Regions from separate parts of the Homo sapiens genome. Here region 1 is linked to region 2. Evidence: chromatin contacts called from ENCODE Hi-C or POLR2A ChIA-PET data. All regions are on one chromosome and are shown on one strand. The core of a region is the stretch at or near the end of the contact, and the rest is flanking DNA. Distances in the headings are between cores, read along the strand shown. Region 1 holds the start of ESAM (endothelial cell adhesion molecule). Region 2 holds the start of HEPN1 (hepatocellular carcinoma, down-regulated 1).

Region 1 (4,511 bases), core at 61-2,560, 160 kb after region 2:
TACACTCTGTTAAAACAGCAAAACTATGTGCAGTAAATGGAATCCCGCAGGCCTGGCTGCTTTTCTTCCCAGACAGCTCTGCCCGCAGAGCGGGCAGCGTCAGGAATTCGTTGTTATGCTTTCTTCCCTCACTGACCTTTGCTGGGTGGTTGAGCTGTGCTGGGATGTTTGAAGCATTTTTTTTTTTTTTTTTTTTTTTTTTTTTTGGCTGTTGGACAGAAAAGCAAGAACAGGTGCGTGCCTTTCTGTAAGGGAGCGGCGGCCGCCAGAGGGCGCAGAGGTGCCTTTTGACCGAATGGCGCGGGAAGGGGGGCGTAAAATTCAATTCACAGCGACCAAGATCTAGTCTCGGGAATTAAAGGATCAGAGCGCGCCTGAGCCTTTCGCTGCGGGGATGGGAGGCACTGAAGATTTGGGGGATAAAGAAGAAACGGAGGGACTGTCCTGTCTTCCTTCCCGCAGCCGCCCCTCCTCCCCAGTCAGCATCAGGCCCGTACGCCGCTCATTTCAGGGGCTAAGCTGGGAGCAGCACGCACGTTGCCTCAGTTTCCTGCTCAGCTCCCGGGACTACCTTGTGCCAACCTTCCCTGCTCGGAGTATGAGGCACAGGCCGGGGTAATCCTCCAGCCTGGGCTGGGGTCTGCTGAACTCGCGGAGCGCTTTTTCCTGCCCGCGGGTGAAGATTCCCCGCTGGCGCGTCCCGGGGCGCCCTGGGCTCCCGCGCGACCTCTGCCGTCGCCCTCGCTGCCGCGCTCCGGTGGCCGCGCAGCCCCCGCCTCCAGGAAAGCCACAGATTCCCGCTGTGCCAGGGAGCCCGCGCGGCCGGCGCTCCGGCCTCTCCCTGCAGCTGGAAAACGCTGCTCCCCTCTTCCTCCTTCAGGAAGACCGCCCTGATTGGGCCGGGGATGCGGCACCCCCAAGTTTGGAGCCAGAGCCCAGGAGCGTTTACATGTCAGGTGTTACGGGTGGTTCTGACTTCGGATAGTCCCCAAATTTCCCACCCTTCCTGGTCACCCTTCCTATCCCACCCCGGCGGAAGGGAAGGTTACGGCTCAGGATAGTTCTGGAGCCTCCTCTTCCCCCTCTACTCGTACCTGGCTGGCTCGTGGGGCATCAGAGCTTACCTCACCCCTCCCTGCGTCCAGACCTGGAGGAGGCCGCAGGGTCCCGCCGTCCGCGCGCTGGGGGCGCCCCCGGGCGGCGGACCCCGCGCGCCCCGCCCGGGAGGACGGCGACCTCTCCGCCCCCTCGAATGCCCCGCCCCGCTGTCGCCGTCGGTCCCCACCCCGCCACCGGCACACAGGCGCGCAGACTTGGGCTGGAGCCGCCCTGGGTGTCAGCGGCTCGGCTCCCGCGCACGCTCCGGCCGTCGCGCAGCCTCGGCACCTGCAGGTCCGTGCGTCCCGCGGCTGGCGCCCCTGACTCCGTCCCGGCCAGGGAGGGCCATGATTTCCCTCCCGGGGCCCCTGGTGACCAACTTGCTGCGGTTTTTGTTCCTGGGGCTGAGTGCCCTCGGTGAGTGAAACCCGGACCTGGAGGGGACTTGGGATGCGGGATGGGGTGAGTTCGACCCTGAGGGAGAACTTTGGCCACTGCTGCGGAACTGGGTCCCACGACTCGCCCTCCTCCCCTGACCTCCTAATCCCACTCCAGGGCATCACTGGCTGGCGCTGACTTCTCGCTTTGTCGGGGACAGCCCCCAGTTTGGGTGTGGGGGCGGATGGCGGGGGGAGGTAAGGGCATCTCTCGGAAGACCTGGATACCTCTGGGGTGAGTTATCGGAACCATTCCTCACCCTGTCCACTCCCCACCCCCCACCCAGCAGAGCCGGATGAGCTGAGCCGCTAGATGAGACACTGGCTAAAGAGCTTAAGGACTTAACTCTAGCCCCCTCTCATCCCCGACCCCACATACAAGCTGATGAGGAAGATCCCCCGGGGAAATACCCCTGGTCCCCAGGCTTGACACACGCACTTCGTGTCAATTCCCCAGCGCAGATGCTCTCTCTTGCCCCCTCCTGCTTCCTGCCCTGGGAATCAAGGGAGGTGCCCCAAAAGGACGACCGTGAGGTCATTTGGGACACAGGAAATGGGGGAGGGGTTCAAACGCACAGAGAAACAGAATTGTGACCACCCCACCCCCCCAAGGCCCACCACCCTTATTGGTTTCCAGAGCCAAAGGGAAGAGGGGAAATTGGGAGGAGGGTGGCCAAGGGTCAGAGAGGAAGGGAACCTCCTTGGAGCAAGTGTTTGGGAAGTGTTGTAGGCCTCCAGGGGCGCTGGCTTCAGCTGAAGCTGGGGTGGCTCAGAACTCCATCTGGGAGAGGACCCGGCAGGACTAGGCCCTTTTAAACTATTTCACTTGCTGTCCCTCAGCTTTCTTGCCATCTCCCTTCAAGGATCTCGAATGGGAGTGAAGGGTGGGTTTAGCTATATTGACTTTAACTCATTTCTCAGGTTGGAGGATGTCAGGACAAGTAAGGCCTGGGAAGCTGTAGAGTGAAATTCTACAATGATGGGGACAGAGATGAGGATCACCAGTGTCCCCTTTAGCATGTTCTGTGCCCCACAGGTGTCGGGGCATGCAATATTATAGTCCTTGGACAAAATGAGTCTCAAGTACAGCCCCCCAGGCCACACCAAGGCCACAAGTAGCCTTCTGTCCCTCTGGGCTTGGTGGGCCTGCTCCAGGATCCCTCAGACTTCTCATCCCGCCTTTCCCAACTTCAACTTCAGCTCTGTTCCTTCTGCATTCCACCCCAACTCTATCCCCCTTCCTTGTGGGGGGTGGGGGCTGGGGGAATCTCTGAAGCCAGGGAGGACAGTTCAAGTTGACTGCCTGAGTGTCCCAGGCTTCACCTGCTGCTCATCTGCAACCCTTTGTCCTACCCCAGCTTTGAGCCTCAGTTTGTCAGACTGAAGACCTGGACTCAAAAGTTCCAATCGGTCCCCCTGGGGGGTTGCCCAGTTCCCGCCAGCCACTCGAGGGTTAAATGGCACTGGTGACCCCGGTGCAACGTGCAGGCGCCCGGCTCCGCTCTTCTGGGCTCTGGAGGAGGCTCTCCGGCTCAGTAGGCTCCTCGGCGGCTCAGTGCTGCTGCCCCTGGGGCGTGAGAAGCCCGCGGGGGGAGTTTCTCAGAGAAAGAGGGAGACTAAAAATAGCCCCGGGGAGCGGGCCCATTTCGCTCTCCTTCGGCCCCTGCCGGCTCCCTCACTCTGGCCTCGGAGAGGGCTGTGGGCCGGAAGGGTCCCTTTCTTGGGCTGTCCCAGTGTCCTTCGATCAGACCCAACCAGACTCCTTTTCTCTCCCAGTGGCTCCGTGGACCCTGGGACCGAAAAAAACGGACCAGTTGGTGACTTCCGAGCCAGCAGACACCCAGGAGGGAGAGCAGAAAAGCCTCAGGCCCTCTTCTGTTCCTAGTTTCTGACAGGGCGAAGGGCAAGGAGCATGTGCCCAGACCCCAGTGTGTCCGTTACTATCTCTTTTAACTCTCCTCTACCTTCTGGAAAGTGGAATTATAAATGTGGGACCTGGGGAGGTCGCTGGTGGTCCACAAGGTGAAGGAAGGGCGCGCCCCTTCTGGGCCCCAGGCAGTTTCCCGGCGGAAACCCTTTCTGGCCGCCGGGTGTGTGTCGTAGAAAGGCTGGGGGAGAGCCGGCAGCACCTGCAGGCTCCAGGCGTGCCCGGCCTCAGCGGAATGGCCAGCGGGCCGGGTCCCCAGGGGGCGTCCAGCTCCTTGAGGCGGGGATTGTTTCCTCCCGTAGAGCCTCCGGTCTAGTGGCCCCCCCTTCATTGTCTTCTGCCTTATCACTGGGTACAAATTTCCTGCCCAGACCACAGAGATCCTCCAGGAAATGGGAAGGGGGATGCTGCGAAGGCCAAGTAACAGAGGTGGGGGTTCTGTACGGCGCAGCCGGGAAGCGGTGGGGGAGGCTTGCATCCTGGCCGGATCGGCTCCCAGCCCTTAGAGGCCTTCAGCCTGGCTCTCCTAGGGCGAGGGTGGAGAGCGGGGCCTGGCTGCGGCCTCTTCCCGCGGCGTTGGCCGCCTGCTCGCCACGCGGAGGTGGCGTCTTCCGCTCCGAGGCAGAGGGCCGAGGCCTGGAGGGAGTAGGGCCCGGGACTGGAGCGGCGATCATCCTCAGGCCTGGCCGTGTGCAAGCCCAAGGTTATTCCCCAAAGGGCTTACCAGTTGGCTGCTCTGTTGCCTCCCCGAAGGGCAAAGGATGAGTATTTCTGGACGCCGTGGTGCAAACGATGGCCCCCTCCTTGAAACCAACACCCCGGTCCACCCCCTGAGCGCCGGACACACTCAGGGGAGGCTTCATACTTGTCTAGAGACCGTCGTTCGCGCTGCCCTTAATTCCTTGCCACCCGAGAGTTCTCTGCCCAGATCGCCCGAACCCCAGAAGGGCTCCGAGGAGCTTTCTGGGTTTCAACCCTCCGTTTTCCGAGGGAAGCCCGCCTCTGAGATTGCGCGGGAGGGCGGGGAGCATCGCATTCACTGGGTCAGG
Region 2 (4,666 bases), core at 27-2,526:
CCTACAAGGTGGTGAGGGAAGGGTACGAGTACATTCCTTTTCCCTCTGACCTGGGCGCTAGCAAGGGCAAAGAACCCGAGCCTGCCAGCTTGGCCTCCTCCCACAGCCTCCCTCGGAGGCATGCCATGCCAAGCACTCTTTCTGTCTCTGTTCATGAATAAAAGAGATGGATGGGCTTATTCTTATAGAGAAGTGAATTTCACTTACTCCCCTGGCCCGAAAACTAGACCAAATGAGGAACTGTTTTAGCTCATCAAACTCATATATTCCTCCTGGCTTCCTTACAAAACAAGCCTTTCAAACAATCATTGTCCTCAGGAAAGTTGTTGAGCTTCCTCCAGCTGTGAGAATAAGTCCTAATCTCCAGAGAAATGGTGGGGGGAGGAGGAGGCTTATTGCTTCCCAGCATTTGGGGGGAACATGATCCAACCCCTGGCCTCCTGCCACCCATCTGCCCTGCTCCCACATGCTCAGGTCCCAGGGCACAGAAAAAGGGCAGACTCCCTAATCACACTAACATCAAAATAAAGAGGCTGGGCCGCTGTGTAGCCAGGACATGCCCATGCCACCGCCTATTGAACAGTTCATAGGAGTGGCAGTAATCTACTGTGTGAGGAGAGAGGGCAATTAAAAAGCTGAAAGAGAAGGAGGCCCTCTGTGTATTCCATTCCCTCCTCCTTAATGCCTCCAAGGGTCCTTGCATCCCTAGTCTCCTAAACTCCAGCTCTGATTCGCCATCAACCCATGGAGCAATTCCAAGGCCCCAGTTACCCATCACCTCCACACCAGGTCAAGTTTTGTCTCAGCCCCAAAGGCACTGACATTTCTAGTTTGCCCCCTCTGCCCTGAACCCCACAGCATGCCTGTCTCAGCTCCCTGTCCCTCGGCACTTCCCCAGGCTCATTTGAGCAGGTGTGCCTTCGCAGCTCCCCTAAACTTCCCAGGTGCCTCATCCATAATGAGATAATGCATGTAGGGGAAAAGTTTCTCAAGAAGGTGGAAGAGGCAGCAGGACTTGGATAAGGAGTACCTGCTGGTCAGCCTTGAGATGCACAGGTGAAGGTTAGGGTGAGATGAGAACATGCCATACCCTGGTGCTGAATCCCTGAGGGGCCAGCTTGCCAGGCTTAAGCCAAATCTGCCTTAAATTGGGGGTGGGGAGGGGTAAGTAAGGAAGTGGGGTTTGTTTTTGTGTTGTTTTCATCTTCATCTTTGTATTACTAGCATCCAGCAGAGTGCCTAGCACATACTGGATGCTCAATAAACTTTTGATGAAATGAAATGACAACTTTATTCCACATAAACAAGGGTAACAAAACAAGCTGCTTAAATATACCAGTCATTTCTCTTCTTCTCCTTTCACCTCCTTTACCCTCTTTCCAAACCCCAAATTGTCCGTTCCAAAATCACTTACCCGTTCATTCATTTACTTATTCAGGTGTTCTTTTATTTATTCGACAAACATTTGTTTACCTACCATGGACTAGGCCCTGTGCTAGACACTGCTGATACAGCATAACTATGTCAGGAAGACAGATCAGTAAACAGATTACAATATAGTGTGTAAAATGCAATGGCAGAAGTAGATACAAGGTGCTCTGGGAGCATGTAGATTAGATGTCAGCAAAGGCATCTTGGAGGAGAACAGACCTGAGTTGAGTCTTTCTTAGAAAGACTTGTTAGTTAATCTGGTTTTTAAAAGTATGAGAGGACACACTCCAAGCAGAGGGAGAAGCATGTATAAAAGCTTGGAAGTGCAAGACACGATGGGGGGGAATTCAGGGTACTGAGCCTAGCAGTTGATGAAATTATTTCAGGAAAGTATACAAAGTAGAAGGTGAAGAAAGCTGCAGATAGATTTCTGAGGCATCAGTATGTGTAGAAAATTTAAAAGGACTTCACCAAGAAGGCTTAAAAGGCACAGCCAGCAAGATAGGAGAATATATAGGAGATAACTATATCACACAATCAAAAGAACAAGAGAGTTTCAAGAAAAAGGGAGCATTCGGGACTACAAGGGCAGGGGGCTCACATATGAAATGAAGTTAAAAGTGCATGTTAAATTTGGCAACAATGAAAACATTGAGTGACTTGGCATAAGTAGTTTCAGACATGTAGTAGGGGTTAAAGCCAGATTGCAACAGGTAAAAAGTGATATGTGGAACTTCTCTGCTAAATACTTGAGACTAGATGTTTGAGAGGTCTTCCTGTTTCAAAACAACTAGGTCTTGCTTAAATGATATTTGTTTTGCATTGCTGGCTTCAAGAGATGGGGGAATTTTTTTTTTTTTTTCAGACAGAGTCTCATTCTTGTCACCCAGGCTGGAGTGCAATGGCGCAGTCTAGGCTCACTACAACCTCTGCCTCCTGGGTTCAAGTGATTCTCCTGCCTCAGCCTCCCGAGTAGCTGGGACTACAAGCACGTGCCACCATGTCCAGCTAATTTTTGTATTTTTGGTAGAGACAGGGTTTCACTATGTTGGCCAGGCTGATCTCAAACTCCTGACCTCATGATCCGCCCACCTTGGCCTCCCAAAGTGCTGGGATTACAGGCATGAGCCACTTCCCTGCCAGAGATGGGGGAAATTTTTAAGCAGTCAGAAGTAAAACAAAATTTAAAAGCACAGTGAGCTCAAAGTACTTAGCACTCATTAAATATGAGATTACCAAGGGAGGTGAAGCAAGATGGCTGAATAGAAGCCTTCACTGATTGTCTTCCTGCAAAAACACCAGATTGAACAACTGTCCACACAAAAAAAGCACCCTCATAACAACCAAACATCCAATGAGTGATCACAATACCTGGTTTTAACTTCATATCACTGAAAGAGGCACTGAAGAAGGTAAGAAAGACAGTCTTGAATTGCTGACACCACCCCTCCCTCATCACCCGGCAGCTGCCGCATGGAACAGAGAGAGAATCTCTGCACTTGCGGGAGGGAGAGTGCAGTCATTGTGGGGCTTTGCATTGGAACGCAGTGCTGCCCTGTCACAGGGAGAAACAACACCAGGCAGAACTCAGCCAGCACCCACAGAAGGAGCATTTAGACCAGCCCTCGCCAGAGAGGAATTACACATCCCAGTGGTTGGAACCTGAATTCCAAAAAGACTCACGACCATGGGTTAAAGTGCTCTGGGGTCCTAAATAAACTTTTAAAAGTCTGTCTAGGACACAAGGACTGCAATTCTAGGGGGGATTCCTGATGCTGTGCTGGGCTTGAAGCCAGTGGACTTGAGCATATGATCTAGTGAGACACCAGCTGGTGCAGCCAAGGGAGTGCTTGCATCATCCCTCTGCCAACACCAGGCATCACAGCTTGCAGCTTTGAAAAAGACTCCTTTCTGTGGTTGGAGGAGAGGAGCAGGAAGAGTAAACAGGACTGTGTATTGCAACTTGGATATCAGCTCAGCCACAGTAGGACAGGGCATAAGACAAGCTCAGCCACAGTAGGATAGGGCATAAGACAGAGTCCTGAGTCCCCCATTTCAGGCCCTAGCTCCCAGACAACATTTCTAGACACCCTGGGCCAGAAGGGAACCCATTGGTTTGAAGGGAATGACCCAGTCCTGGCAGCATTCATCACCTGCTCTCTCTAGAGCCCAAGGGCCCTCAATAATTTGCAATAGAACCCAAGCAGTACTTGCCATTGGCCTTGGGTGAGACTAAGAGACATGTTGGCTTCAGATGTCACCAAGCACCTTTCCAGCTGTGGTGGCTATGGGAAGGGGCTCCTTCTGCTTGAGAAAAGTTGAAGGAAGGATAAAGGGGACTTTGTCTTGCAGCTTAGGTACCGGTGTGGCCTCAGTGCGGTAGAGAACCAAGTGGGCTCTTGGGGTCCCCAATTCCAGGGTTTAGCTCTTGTATGGCATTTCTGGACCTGCCCTAGTGGCCATAGTGGAGCCCACTGCCTAGAAAGGAGAGTCCTATGCTTAGCAGCATTCATAAGCTGACTCAAGAGCCCTTGATCCATGAATGAACATCAGCAGTAGCCAGGCAGTATTGACCATGGGCCTGGGGCAGTGGTGACCAAGGGAAGAGACACCTCTGCTTGAGGAAAGGAGAGGGAAGAGTGGGAAAGACATTGCCTTGGGCTTGGGTGCCAGCTCAGCTGGAGTAAAATAGAGCACCAGGTAGATTCCTAAAGTTTCTTACCCCAGGCCCTGGCTCCCAGGTGACATCTCTGGACCTGCCCAGGACTGGTGGAAACTTGGCACCCTGAAGTAATGGATACAAGCCTGGCTGGCATTGCCACCTGCTGACTCTAGAGCCTTAGGGCCTTGAGCGAACATAGCTGGTAGCCAGACAGTGGTTACCACAGGCCTTTGGTGACACCTGGTGCTGTGCTGGCTTCAGGTCTGACGCAGCACAGTCTCAGTGATGGTGGCCACAGGGATACTTGTGTCACCCTTCTTCCAGCTCCAGGCAGCTCAGCACAAACAGAGAGAGAAGGAGAGAGAGAGAGAAAGGGAGAGAGAAGAGGAGAGGAGAGGAGAGGAGAGGAGAGAGAGACTGCTTGTTTTGGAGAAAGAAAAGGAAGAGAATAAGAGTCTATGTCTGATAATCCAGAGGATTCTTCTAGATCTTATCTAAGACCATAGGGTGGTATCTCTTCAAGTCTGCAGGAGCCACAGTGTTACTGGACTTGGGGTGCCCCCTAATGCAGAT

What was found. Hi-C counts contacts between places; a loop is a spot of excess contacts on that map. ChIA-PET counts read pairs that join two places held with the same protein, here RNA polymerase II (POLR2A). Pooled maps may share reads with other maps.
Region 1: a pooled map shows a loop between it and region 2 (3-fold over the local background). The contact joins the promoter of ESAM here to the promoter of HEPN1 in region 2. A Hi-C loop is called at or near these places in 6 of 50 pooled maps. POLR2A ChIA-PET finds 5 or more read pairs at or near these places in 5 of 52 experiments (BJ, OCI-LY7, Panc1 and 2 more).

The regions. Positions count from the first base shown.
Region 1 is chr11:124,759,089-124,763,599 of GRCh38, reverse strand. It overlaps ESAM (endothelial cell adhesion molecule), which reads left to right and starts at 1,310. Exons shown (of 7, transcript NM_138961.3): 1 at 1,310-1,515. The coding sequence starts at 1,446. It overlaps ESAM-AS1 (ESAM antisense RNA 1), which reads right to left and starts at 4,466. Exons shown (of 2, transcript NR_120577.1): 1 at 4,187-4,466. RefSeq lists silencers at 522-571, 1,112-1,521 and enhancers at 1,252-1,755, 3,650-3,719.
Region 2 is chr11:124,915,860-124,920,525 of GRCh38, reverse strand. It overlaps HEPN1 (hepatocellular carcinoma, down-regulated 1), which reads right to left and starts at 1,276. Exons shown (of 1, transcript NM_001037558.4): 1 at 1-1,276. The coding sequence starts at 775. The coding sequence ends at 509. It overlaps HEPACAM (hepatic and glial cell adhesion molecule), which reads left to right. Exons shown (of 7, transcript NM_152722.5): 7 at 1-1,321. The region is part of intron 1 of LOC107984406 (a long non-coding RNA gene); the gene reads right to left.